Linked DNA regions of Mus musculus: region 2 is linked to region 1. Evidence: chromatin loops called from intact Hi-C (ENCODE). Cell type or tissue: gastrocnemius. All regions are shown on one strand. Each heading gives the region's core, and the rest is flanking DNA. Links, peaks and the distances in the headings are about the cores only. Region 1 overlaps Npffr1 (neuropeptide FF receptor 1). Region 2 overlaps Lrrc20 (leucine rich repeat containing 20).

Region 1 (6,616 bases), core at 2,734-5,233:
TGGAGAAACGGCCCAGTGGGTACCGGGCCTGAGCTCCCGAGTTCAGTCCCTCATCACCCACATAAAAACCAGGCTGGGGGCAGGCATCTGTAATCTCAGTGCCTGGAGGAGGGAGGGGAGGGAGGCTGGGGTAAGTAGATCCCGAGGGCATGAGGGTGGGGGGTTGCTGATCAGATAGATCTATGGCAAACTGTAGGTTCGGTGAGAGACCCGTCTGAAAAAATGAGGTGGAAGCCAGGCTGTGGTGCATGGTCACAGCACTCAGGAAACAGTAGCAGGCAGAGCTCCATGAGTTCCAGTCTAGCCTGATCTACATACGCTTGCCCTAACGGAAACTTAACATAATTCTAACTATAACCATAACCCTGACCCTGACCCTGACCCTAACCATAAGCCTGGAAACAACCTTAAGTTTCCTTTTTAAGAAACCTGTGGGCAGTTTTCTATCACATCCATTGGCAAGGCTAGGACGAATGGTTTACTCTGTGCTCATGCAGTACTTTTAGGAGATAGGAATTTGTAGCGCCTCTGTTAAAACTCAGGAGCCAAAGTTCAGGAAAATAACAAAGAGCAGTGCCTGTTAGTCAGACAGCGCCACATCCATTAAAGAGATTACTAAATGCACAATATGTTTTGGGGGAACAAAAACCTTGAATTTCCTCTTAAATATACATGTGAGCAAGCAGAGGTTTTGTTTTTGTTTTTGTTTTTTAAGCCAAGGCTACATAATGAAATTCTGTCTCAAAAATAAAAGAAAAATTGGTAGATAAAGATACCCAAAGCTAAAATCTAGCCTCCACAGACACATTCACACCACACATACAAAATAGACATGTCTTGCTGGAGGGTAAAGAGAGACTCACTTAGAGGCAGAGACACAGACAGACAGACAAACACACAGAGAGAATATGAATATGAATATGAATGTATGTATTTCTGCCGGGTGTGTTGGCTCCAAAGCAAACAACTCAGAAAGAAAGGTCCGGGCTCTGAGAGCCTACAGGGTCCTGGCTGAGCAGCTGTTCAGTGCTGAGTGAGGGAACCAGAAACCGAGTGTGTGGTCAGTAGGACATGGTGAGTGTCTACCCGTTCTTCTAAGATGCACACATGAAAGACGCAAGTTCAGTCTCTGCTCTCATTAGCAACAGAAACTGCGTCAAGAGTGCGGCACTTCTTTTGAAATGCAAATGGCACAGAGACTCAGACTAAAGGTCCTGAGTCACTTCCTCAGCCAACCAGGGTACAAGTTTATCAAAGACTCTATTTTTTTAAGACAGTTTTTTTTTGTTTTGTTTTTTTGGTTTTTTTTTTGGGGGGGTAGCCCCTGGCTGTCCTGGAAGTTCTTTTGTAGACCAGGCTGGCCTTGAACTCACGTAGAACCCTCTGCCTTGGTGGGACTAAAGGCATGCACCACCACGCTCTGCTGTCTTTTTTTTTTTTTTTTTTTTTAAACAGAATTCCAGGACAGGTAAGGCTATACAGAGAAACCTTGTCTCAAAAAATTAATTAATTAATTAATTACATATGTGGGGGTGGAGTGGGGGTGTATCTACAGATGAGGGCAGACCTTCCCCCAGGCCTAGAAAGGGTGTCAGATCCCCTGCAGCTGCAGCCCCGGCCCCCACCCCACAACCCAAAGTGGGTGCCGGGAACTCACACTGCAGCTCACTGCTTCGCCATCCTTCCTGCTCCACCGAAATCTTTCCTCAAGAAGCTGCTGCTAAGAAGCTAGAGAGAAGAGACCCACTTGGGTCAGGGACACTGAAGCTCCGGGTGCTGACACGGTGTTAGGAAGTGTTGCAGAAGAACGGTTCCTTAGCTGCGTCCAGAGTAGCTCTGGGTCTGCCTCTGCGGGTTTTGTCTTCCTTCTTCAGGCCGGTTTTCTATTGTTTGTTTGGAAACAAGGTTTCATGTAGCCCAAGCTGGCCTAAAACTCACTCTGTAATGGAAACCCACTTGAATTCCTGATCCTCCTGCCTTCACCTCCGCAGTGAGATTACAGCTGAACACCTTCACACCTGCCTTCGGGTGATATTTTAAACGATCCTTCTGGTATTCACGATGTCAAACGTGCATAGGCATTGGAAGTCAAGGCCCTCTCCTGGTTTAATCAAGGAGCCCTAATGGGTTTTACAGGTGGCATAATGGTTTCAAAGAAGACAAGGAACTGGGAAATAGCTGAGCCAGAGCAGAAGCTCAAACTCACAACATGTCCCCAGATTACTTGATGGACCATGAATCCTGAGGTCAAGTAGGGGGCAGAATCACTGTACCACCGTGTATTCTCAAACCAAGTTTCCTTAGCTTTGAGCTTTGGTTTTCCGGTGAGGTGAGAAGAATTCTCCTTTCCTGGTCAGAGGTAGTTTGATACTATCAGATACAGTAACTGGCAAGGTGATGCACATCTGTAATCCCAGCACTTAGGATGTGGATGCAGGAAGACCAAGGGCAGCCTAGGTAGTATGGGACCACCTCTCCCCCTGTTGGAAAGTGCCAATAACCCTGAAAAGAACAGAAAACAGCCTGTGCCATGCCGGGCAGCTAAAGCAGTGCATAGAGGAAAATTCATTGCTTTTAGAAGTAGGTACCAGGGCTGGAGAGATGGCTCAGAGGTTAAGAGCACTGACTGTTCTTCCAGAGGTCCTGAGTTCAAATCCCAGCAACCACATGGTGGCTCACAACCACCTGTAATGAGATCTGATGCCCTCTTCTGGTGTGTCTGAAGACAGCTACAGTTTACGTATACACAATAAATAAAAAATGCCTCTTTAAAAGAAGAAAAAAAAGAAGTAGGTACCAACCTTCACTCTCCACCTCTGCTTTAGCTGTGCATCAGATGGTGGTAGCATTTGAAACTGGATAAGCCATGGCTGCCGCCCCTAAGATGTATCCAGTACAGAGGCAGGAAACAACCTTCTATATGAAGTTACACTAGGAAGCAGAAGAGGGTGAGCAGTGTGGTACTGAGAGATGGAGCAGGCTGGCCTGGAGGCAGCAGTCACCACAGAGCCTAGACAGGAAACTAAAGAGCATGCTCAGCCTGACCTACAGTAAGATGGAAGATGGCAATCTCTGTCCCCTTTAAGTCTGCCCGGATTTGGCTTACCTTAAAATAAACAAAGAAATAAATAACCTGCATGTATGTGCACCATGTGTGTGTGTCTGGTGCCCTCGGAAGCCAGAAGCTTCCCTGGAATTGGAGTTGCTGATGGTTGTGAATGAACATGTGGTTGCTGGGAACCAAACCCAGACCCTCATGAAGAGCCGTGAGTGTGCCTAACCACTGAGCCACCCACCTACTTCTCTAAAGTGTGGAGTCCCTTTCAATGGACTGAGGGAGTATGCTTAATATGGGAGATAAGAGAAATTCAGTTCCCAGAAGTAAGGACTGAAAGTCTTTCCAGATGATGGTGGCACCCACCTTTAATTCCAGCACTCAGGATCAGAGGCAGGCAGATCTCTGTGAGTTCAAGGCCAGCCTGGTCTACAGAACTAGCTTGGTCTACAGAGCCAAGGTACCAGGCAGTGGTGGCGCATGCCTTTAATCCCAGCACTTGGGAGGCAGAGGCAGGCAAATTTCAGAGTTCAAGGCCAGCCTGGCCTACAGAGTGAGTTCCAGGACAGCCAGGGTTATACAGAGAAACCCAGTCTTATAATAAATAGATAAATAAATAGATAGATAGATAGATAGATAGATAGATAGATAGATAGATAGATAGATAGATAAGCGGAGGGTGGGGTGGGGGAGCACACCTGGTGTTATTAGTCAGAAAGCAGCAGGCAAGAGAGAGCTACTAGATGAATTCTGCAAAGCCCATTTCAGATGGGGCAGGCTCCTTATTCATTTCAGCCACTAGATGGCGACTGGGCTCTGGGAAGTTGTGGGTCCAGGGAACTAAGGGGAAGCCTTTTCTATTATAACTTCTCTAGAGGGGGCAGATGCTCTAGGATGATCTACGGCTTTGCTATGGGGACATGCATGATTTAAGGCCATTGGGACTGGAAGGCATTGGGACTGGCCAGGGAATGCAGAGATAGGACCGGTCATTTACAATACCCGGTTACATCTGCCGTAGCTAGGGACGGGGCTTGGGACAGGTGTGGCTAAACCATCCCTACCTTGTTTCCCTGCACCAGGATGGCAGGGTTTGGTCAGTTGAAGGGGGGTGAGGCCTGATCACTCCAGGCACTGATCTAATTGTAACCGGCCTGCCTGGTCCAATAAGCATTTAGGAGGTTAAAAGGCTTGTTTGGGGTTAAAACGGAGATTCTGTGGTTAAGAGCACTGGCGGTTCGGCTTACTATCTTCTGTAACAACAGTTGGTGGCCTGGCGCCCTCTTCTGGCCTCTTTAGGCACCAGGCGCCGAAATGGTGCACAGATACACAGGCAGGCAAAATGGTTACAGGCTTAAAATTAAGGGGGGTGGGGAGGTCCATTTGGTACTCCAGTTAGCTGCTCAGGTTTTTCTGCTCCAAGGATTTTGGAAGGCTCACCTGCTCCCACTTACCAAATGGACAGGAATTAGAGAGGCCAGAAGTAAGGAACCCAGATTACAATGGAGAGAGCTGGAGAAGGTGGGCTTTGGCTCTGTCTGTAGCAGTGGTGGGATTCCTGTACCCCACCCCCACCCCCACTGCTCTCCTGAGTAGCCTTAGTCCAGGCTCACTTCCTCAGGAACAATTCCAAGCGAAGCATCCATCACTGTGGCCCTCTGTGCTTCCTGGTAGGCAGCAAATGCCATCAGGAAGCAAGCCACAATGTAGTATGACTTCCATGCCAGTGTTCAAGAGGCAGGCACATCTCTCTGTGAGCTTGAGGCCTGCCTGATCTACACAGGTAGTTCCAGGCCAGCCAGAGTTCCACAGGGAGACCCTGTCTTAAACAAAAACAAAACAAAAAGAAGCAAGCCTGGGGGTGTAATCCAATCAGAAGATAGCCTGCTTAGCATACTTAAAGCCCTGGGTCAGCCTCAGCCCCATAAACTGGGCAGGTGGAGGCAGCAGGATTAGAAATTCAAGGTCATTCTTGACCACATAGGGAGTTCAAGGCTAGCGTGGCTACTTCAAACTTCACAAAAGCAACCCTGAGCTGGTGACTTAGTTAGGGTCCCTATTGCTGTGACAAAACAGGAGCTGATGCAGAGGCCATGGAGGGTGCTGCTTACAGGCTTGCTTCCTGTGGCTTGCTCAGCCTGCTTTTTTCAATAGAACTCAGGACCACCGGCCCAGGGATGGAACCACTTACAATGGGCTGAGCCCTCTGCTATCAATCACTAATTAACAAATTACCTTAAAACTGGATCTAATTATCTGGAGGCATTTTCTTCAGATAACTTTAGCTTGGGTCAGGTTGATATAAGTCTATCCAGTATAGCCTGTGAGGTGGCTCAGTTGGTAAAAGTCTTTGCTCCGAGGCCTAATGACCTGAGTTTGATTTCCCCAAACCGACAGAGAGAACTGACACCTGCAAGCTATGGAACTTCTGACTTCTGGAAGCAAGCGTGCGCGTCTGCACACACACACACACACACACACAGACACAGACACGGTAAATGCATCTAGCATTGTTTAGTCAGCTGTAAGTTATAGCCCCAAGCCTCCTTTTCAAACCAGGTTGCTGTCCCCCATTCCTTTTACAATGGATGAATGACCATCAGGGGCTACCAGCTTCCAGGCCACATTCTCAGCTCCTTAATCAGTACCCCTGCCTTTTTGGAATAGCGCTGTCCCCATGGAAGAGTGGATGACCTGTTGAGAGGCAGTGGGGTTTGGAGAGAGAGACCACAAAACCTTACTATGCTCTCTCTGCCTGCCCCTATCGTTGGGGTACTGAACTTGGACTCTGAAAACACCCCCCCCCCAGAGGCTCAGGATGACCCACCTGAGTCCCCTTGTATTAGCCAAGATGCTGAGGATACAAGCAGCAGACGCTGGTGCCAACTAACGCTGGTGCCAATTGGAAACTTATAGGAGGGGGGTTGGGCAGTCATTGGGGTGGACGGCAAAGCTGGGTTACTAGGAGCCACAGTCAGATCCAAAGCAAGAGAACTCCCACTGGCTGGCATTTGGCTAGGGATGGGTGCACACTTCTGACTGACAGTCGCTCCAATGCTTCATGCAGGGGCAAGGGCTGGCTCCTCCTGGATACAGCGTGTTCCCCACCCGCTTGTGCTCACTGTGCCCCTGAAAGTGTGTGCTCTGTTGAGAGAGGAGCCAACACATTCAAGAGTCATAATTTCCTTCTGGACAGGAAGCATTTCACGCCAGATCAAGGGAAAGCCCCTAAAAGCCTCTGAAAAGAAAAAGCATCAAAATACATCAAAGGCTTTGGTGATCCCAAAAAGCTCACAAAAGCTTAGCATGCAAGAGGAAAGATAGCACAAGTCAGTGGCTCTGAAATCACAAGGAACTCATCAGAGGAGCTTTAAAAGAGAGCGTTCGCAAATGCCACCTCCAGATCCTGACCCACAGCGGGTAGAAGGAATATCTCCTTAAAATCGGGGCGATCGCGGTGTGTGCCCAAAAGCCACTGGCAACGTCGGGGTTTTATTCCATGTTGCCATTTCCCTGAGATCATAAAGTGAAAAATCAAAAGTTGGAATGAAAGAAACAACA
Region 2 (6,616 bases), core at 2,401-4,900, 110 kb before region 1:
CTTGGGATAAGTCAGCTGGTGAAGCGGTTTTTGCTCTAAGACCACAAAGCGCTATGGTGTTGCGTGTCTCTAATCTCATTGCTGGTGGGGCTCAATGCAAGCGTAATCACATCACGTCACCTGGCTTTCATTTCGGAAGTGAGATTTTTATAGATCTGGGGCTAGGCCGTCCGATTCAGTCCAAATGACGGTGAGAAGGTCCAAGTTGAGTCTGCAAAAGCAAGGTGGTTGCCAGGGTTGGTGATGCACACCTTTAATCTCAGCGCTAGGGAGGCCAAGGCAGGCAGATCTCTGTGAGCTGGTGTCTAGCCTGGTCTGCAGAGCCAGCTCAGACTAGCCAGGGATATATTGTCTCCAAATAAAAATAATGTTGAAAAGTGGTTGAGGTAGACATTCCAAGATAGTCCTTTGGCCTCTACATGCACACTCCTGGGCAAGTACACACACACACACACACACACACACACACACACACACACACACACACATTAGCTTCCCCACTAGCACATCCTTTTGCTGAAGGTCACATACTTAAAAAAAACCCAGTTCTCTGCAGGGACATGGCCTCAGCTCAGTACCTCGCTAGGCTCAGAGCACCTGTCCTCCCACCCCAGGGTAGAGCAGTGTCAGCCCCTCCCACCGTTCTGCCTCCCCAGTCTCTGTTCACTATGTACTTGTGTGAGCACTTTGCCAGTCCTGACTCATTTAACTGCCTTGAGAACTGTGTGATGTTAAAATCCTGTTGTAAAGATGACAAAACAGACTTGAGTGTTTTTAAAGGGCAGTCTGTTCCCTTTGTGAGACTGCTTTTTGCTTTTTTTTTTTTTTAATTTTTTAAATTTTGTGCCAGGGTGTCACCATGTAACCTAGACTTACGACATCAAACACACTGACCCCCAAGCTCATTCTGTAGCCTAGGCTAGCTCTGACCTCACTGGATGGCCCACACTGGCCCTGAGCTTCTGGTGACCTTCCTCCCTCAGCCCTTCAAACACCGGCAATCCAAGCATGCATCACATCACGCTGTGGGGATTTTACAGACCTGGAGCTAGGCATAGTGTGTGGGTGACTCGCTGTTGATCCGGGTGAGTGGAGGTCAAACTACAGCTCATCCAGCCCTGTGTGCTTCAGAGCCTCACATGGTAAACACCCTGCGCCCTGTGAGGGGGCAAGAGCTGAGTAGCTGGAGTCTGCCCTAGCCTGTCTCCTATGTCTCAGAAACACCACCATGAGCCCACCTTTTCCTTTGCTTTCATTCCTTTGCAAGGAATCACTATGTAGTCTTTTTTTAAAAAAATTCTGGGCTGGAGAGATGGCTCAGGGGTTAAGAGCACCGACTGCTCTTCTGAAGGTCCTGAGTTCAAATACCAGCAACCACATGGTGGCTCCCAGCCATCCGTAATGAAATCTGACGCCCTCTTCTGGAGCATCTGAAGACAGCTACAGTGTACTTAGATATAATAATAATAATAATAATAATAATAATAATAATAATAATAATAAATCATCTTTATTTTTTAAAAATTCTGTGAGGTCGGGCATGGTGGCACACACCTTTGATCCCAGCCCTCAGGAGGCAGAGGCAGGCGGATTTCTGAGTTTGAGGCCAGCCTGGTCTACAAAGTGAGTTCCAGGACAGTCAGGGCTATACAAAGAAACCCTGTCTCGAAAAACAAAACAAAATAAAACAAAATTCTGTGTACAAGTGCTCTATCTGCGTGTACACCTGCATCCCAGAAAAGGGTGCCAGATCGCATTACAGATGTTAGTGAGCCATCAATTGGTTGCTGTGGCTTGAACTCAGGACCTCTGGAAGAACAGACTTATGCTTTTTAAAAAATATTTATTTATTTATTGAATGTATGTGAGTACACTGTAGCTGTACAGATGGTTATGAGCCTTCCTGTGGTTGTCGGGAATTGAACTGCTCACTCCAGTTGACCCATTTGCTTCTGTTGGCCACTCGTTCAGGCCCAAAGATTTATTTATTATAAATAAGTATACTGTTGCTGTCTTCAGATGCACCAGAAGAGGGCGTCAAGTCTCATTACGGGTGGTTGTGAACCACCATATGATTGCTAGGATTTGAACTCAGGACCTTCGGAAGAGCAGTCAGTGCTCTTACCCGCTGAGCCATCTCACCAGCCCAGATTTATGCTCTTAACCACTGAGCTATCTCTTCAGCCCCTCACTATGTAGTCCTAACTAGCCTGGAACTTGCTCCATAAATCAGGCTGACACCTTGAACTTTCAGAGATCCTCTTGCCTTCTGTCTCTGCCTCCCAAAGTGCACCACCATATTTGGCTTATAGTTTTAATTATGTGTACTTGTGTGTGCACACAAATGCAGATGCCCTCAAAAGCCAGAAGAGAGCATTGGGTCCTCTAGAGCTGGAGTTTTAGACAATTATTTTCTGAAAGAGCAGCAGGTGCTCTTTAAAAAAAAAAACAAAAACAAACCTTTTTATTGATTTTTTTTTTTTTTTTTTGAGTTTCACATCAGGCAGTCCAGTCCTGCTCACCTCCCCGTCCCTTCAGGTTTGCCTTTTGCCCTTGTAACCTTCCTCCCCGGCACCCCCCCCCCCAAATAAATAACACACAGACAAACAAAGCAAAGCAAAGCATAGTAAACATCTCCATGGACGCTGTAGTGTGTCACAGTGTGTCCCACAGTACCTGCTCTGTCCACACATTTTCACTTGCAAATGTGCAAATGTCAATTGTAATGAGTCATTAGTCTGATCTAAGATATCTGGGTTCAGTGTCACCATCATCATTGGATCCTTGCCTGGTCTCCCTCCAGTTATTCTGTTGCCCTGTGTCATGGAGATCGCAAAGCTTTGGATCAGGATTGGCCCATGCACGCATCCCAGCCATTCAAAGATGATACAGATTTTAGGATGGGGCCAACTCAGAGCCCAACATCTGGGCCTAAGTAGCAGCTGAGCTGATCAGCACCGGCTCTCCCTTATTCATACCACCAGGGTGAGCACCTAACACTGCTCAGGCTAGCCCACCCAATGTTGCCATGGGCAGGAGGTGGGGTAGCTCTCACACCCTTGGGGTTGGCTCATGGGCAACCACATCTCCAGAGCCTGTTCCACTGTGCTGTCCAGTCAAGGCGTAGGACCCAGTCTCCCAAGTGCTGCAGATTGTGAGGGGCTGAGCCAGCTCTCTCGACTACCTCGGGTAGCGAGAGGGAAGGATGAGAGGGCACCGTCACCCCCCTTGACCCCACGCTACCTCATGGTAAAGCTATGGCAGGACCAGCTTTTTTTCTCTCTCTTACTCACACTTTTGGGGTTGGCTCAACCACAACCCCGCCACCAGGGCCAGTTGGGTGCAGGGACTGCTCTCCTGAGAGCTGCAGCCGATAAAAGGTGGGGCTGGCTCTCCAGAGCGCTGCAGCCAGTGAGGAGTGCAACCTATTCTGCAGAGCCCCTGGACATCCACATGGTCCCTTGGCAGCTGCCCCCAACCAGAGATGTCTCTAGTGTCTCTGTTCTCTAGTGGTAATATAAGCCATGGGCATTGACACCAACCCCTGCTGCAGCATGGCCAGTGACCAGACCTGGTACTCATCAGCAGCTCAGGCTGGGACCTCACCATGGCCTCAGGTGGCAGGGCTCAAAACAGGCTAATCCTCTACCCTTGAGTCTCCAGTACTCTCTCTTCATAATGCTCAAACTGCACCACTTCTCTTTCTCTCCCATCCTGTCTGCCACATCCTCACACATGTACTGGCTCCCTTTGCAGCCTGGCAGGCCCTTGGGTGACATCCTGTGGCAAGCTTGTGTCTATGGCCCACCTGTGCAGTACTCTGGAGGGCAGGTCTGTGGGTGGCATGGCAGACCACAGGTGTCTTGTCTGTCTGTCTTCCTCCTCCTGTGCTGCACTGCATGGACGTAGTAGGTGGGGGTCTGTGTGTCTGTGTCCTGCTTGTGCTATGGAGCAGAGAACAGGTCTGTGTGTGTCCCTGCAGAACTTGGTGGCATGGCAGAACACAGGTCCTGTCTGTCTTCCTCCTCTGGCACTCAACTACCTGGATTTGATTTGATTTGATTTTTATGAGTCCTAGGCATAAAACAGCTTTGGCCACCAAGCCGGGCTTTAACTAGCATGAAGAAAGGACTGCCACCTGCTCTGCCCCTGACTAAGAACAATACCGCCACGACCATCAGGATGCTTCTTTGCCTATTGCCAAGGGCCAGCAAGGGCTCTTAGCCACTGAGCCATCCCTCCAGCCCCCTTCCTTAGCACTTTGAATTTTTGTTTTGTGACAGAGTTTCATCAGGCTGTCTAGCCTGGTCCTGAACTTGCAACCAACCCTACTGCTTAAGTCTCACCCAAGGCTGGGACTCTAAGCAGGGCCAACCCACGCCTAGCAGAGCTGGGCTGCTTTTCCTCAGCAGCCTGTGTGACATGCATCCTGGCTTGCGAGAATCTGTACCTAGCTTCTTTCTCTCCCGTGTAAGGTTAGTGGTGTGGATGTAGCTCCATCTGGGCTGGAGGACATGTGGGTGATTTCTAGGTTTCCCACATCATTAATGAGCCCATCGATGCTGATGTGAAGGTTTTTATGGGATAGTGCCCTAAACAGTTGCTGGACTTGCTCATGGTGAGTGAGGTCTGACTGCAGGGGTGAGCACAGGGGTGAGTGAGGTTTGAGTATGCAGGGGTGAGTGAGGTTTGACTATGCAGGGGTGAGTGAGGTTTGACTATGCAGGGGTGAGTGAGGTTTGACTATGCAGGGGTGAGCACAGGGGTGAGTGAGGTTTGACTATGCAGGGGTGAGTGAGGTTGACTATGCAGGGGTGATTGAGGTTTGACTATGCAGGGGTGAGCACAGGGGTGAGTGAGGTTTGACTATGCAGGGGTGAGTGAGGTTGACTATGCAGGGGTGAGGTGGTTTGACTGTGGAATGGCCCTTTTCAAGTCAGATCTCTTTAGCACTCAGTGTAGTTTTCAGTTCAGGGGTGAGACAACACCTCTTGTTGCTTTATTTACAGTTCTGTATTGATGACAAATGATGTTGAAAATCTTTTCTTGTGCTTTTTCGCCACCTGTCCATCTCTGATGAAATCTGTGTTCCAAACTTCCACTGTTACCCATTTTAAATAAGTGAGTTTTCTCTAAGTTTTGAAAATATGTCAGTGGTATGTGTGTGTGTGTATTGTATACAGATATATTTGATTTTTTTCCCTCTTGCGGTAGTGTCTGTCTACGTAGCCCTCGCTATTCTGGAACTCAATGAGATCTGTTTGCTTCTGCCTTCTGAGTGCTAGGACTAAAGGCATGTGCCACCCTGCCCAGATCTAGAAAGATACATTCTTTAAAAGTTACATTTAGGGGGGAGGGTATGGGGGACTTTTGGGATAGCATTCTAAATGTAATTGAGGAAAATACGTAATAATAAAAAATATTAAAAAAATAAAATGGAAAGATACATCCCCCCCAAAAAAGTTACATTTATTCTCTATTTATTTATTGGTTGGGGCACATGTATGCCGGAGTAATTATGTCGAGGTCAGAGATCAGCTTCTCTCCTTCCCCCAGGGGTGAATTTAGTTCATCAGGCTTGGTGGCAAGTGCCTTTATCTGCTGAGCCATCTTGCTGGTGCCTCAGCCTCCTCAGTGCTGGGGTCCTATGTGTTCTCTATCATATCTGGCCAGACGTGTTTTGCTAGTTCAGTTTCTGGGCTCTGACTTGTCTTTCAGCCTTCTAACCGTGTCTTTTGAGAGACAGATGTTTGTGATCTCGATGAAGTCCAGTTTATCATTTACCGCACCCCCCCCCCCCCAGCCAAACCCAATTCTGCGGGTCCTCCTCTTGGAACTGTCTGGGAGCTGGGCAAATATGCGTGGGCTCATGGGCCCCATGTCCCTGAAAGTTCAAGGTTCTCTCAAGCAGCACCTGGATGAGAGGCTTGTGCAAGAGTCCCTGCTGCCTTGCGTGTCTGAGATCTGGACAGGTGGGTTGTCCCGGAAGCCTCCAGGTGCGTATAAGCGGTCAAAGTGAGCATGCGTTGGGAGAGGTCAAGCCTCAGGATGGGAGATGAAGGTTAGGGAGAGAAGGGGCGTGGCCTCCCCTTCCCTTTTCCAGGCTCACCTGCTGTTAGCTACTTTTCCCTACACTTACCAGCAGATGGCGCCCTGTCACCAGCCGGCCTGGCCCTTGCTGGGTTTTAGTCCTCCCTGGGCCAGCTCATTTCCTGTATATGTACTTGTCTGACCCCTGTAGGGACCACGTGATCTGGAAACTCGTTGCTTGCTTCCTTCCCTCCCTCTCTTCTCCTCCTCCCTCCCTCCGTCTTTTTAAACTTAATATAATTATTTTTATTTTTATTTTGAGATATGATCCCACTATGTAGACCAGGCTGTCCTGGAACTCCCTATGTAGACCAGGCTGTCCTCGGACTGCACAGAGATGATTCTCCTTCCTCTGCCTCCCAAGTAGACTCCGCCCAGCAGAAACTCCTTTCTTTTTTTTTTTTTCTTTTAAAGATTTATTTATTTATTTATTTATTTATTATATGTAAATACACTGTAGCTATCTTCAGACACCCCAACACCCCAGAAGAGGGCGTCAGACCTCATCACAACAGATGGTTGTAAG

What was found. Peaks named below come from ENCODE experiments on the same cell type or tissue, not always from the same donor. Only the 100,000 strongest peaks of a DNase experiment are listed, where the experiment ranks them.
Region 2: a loop joins it to region 1, with 5 times the contacts of the local background. A loop is called at or near these places in 30 of 42 quality-filtered maps.

Annotation. Positions count from the first base shown.
Region 1 is chr10:61,598,619-61,605,234 of GRCm38, forward strand. The region is part of intron 1 of Npffr1 (neuropeptide FF receptor 1); the gene reads left to right. Among named protein-coding and RNA genes, the nearest start is that of Npffr1, 6.6 kb to the left of the region's middle. In gastrocnemius, for the core only: CTCF peaks have their summits at 3,859 (motif pointing right) and 4,356 (motif pointing left); DNase peaks (open chromatin) are centred at 3,920 and 4,331.
Region 2 is chr10:61,486,109-61,492,724 of GRCm38, forward strand. All of the region lies in intron 2 of Lrrc20 (leucine rich repeat containing 20), which reads left to right. Among named protein-coding and RNA genes, the nearest start is that of D830039M14Rik, 13 kb to the left of the region's middle. In gastrocnemius, for the core only: a CTCF peak has its summit at 3,785 (motif pointing left); no DNase peak of the experiment used is centred there; H3K27ac peaks cover 576 bases.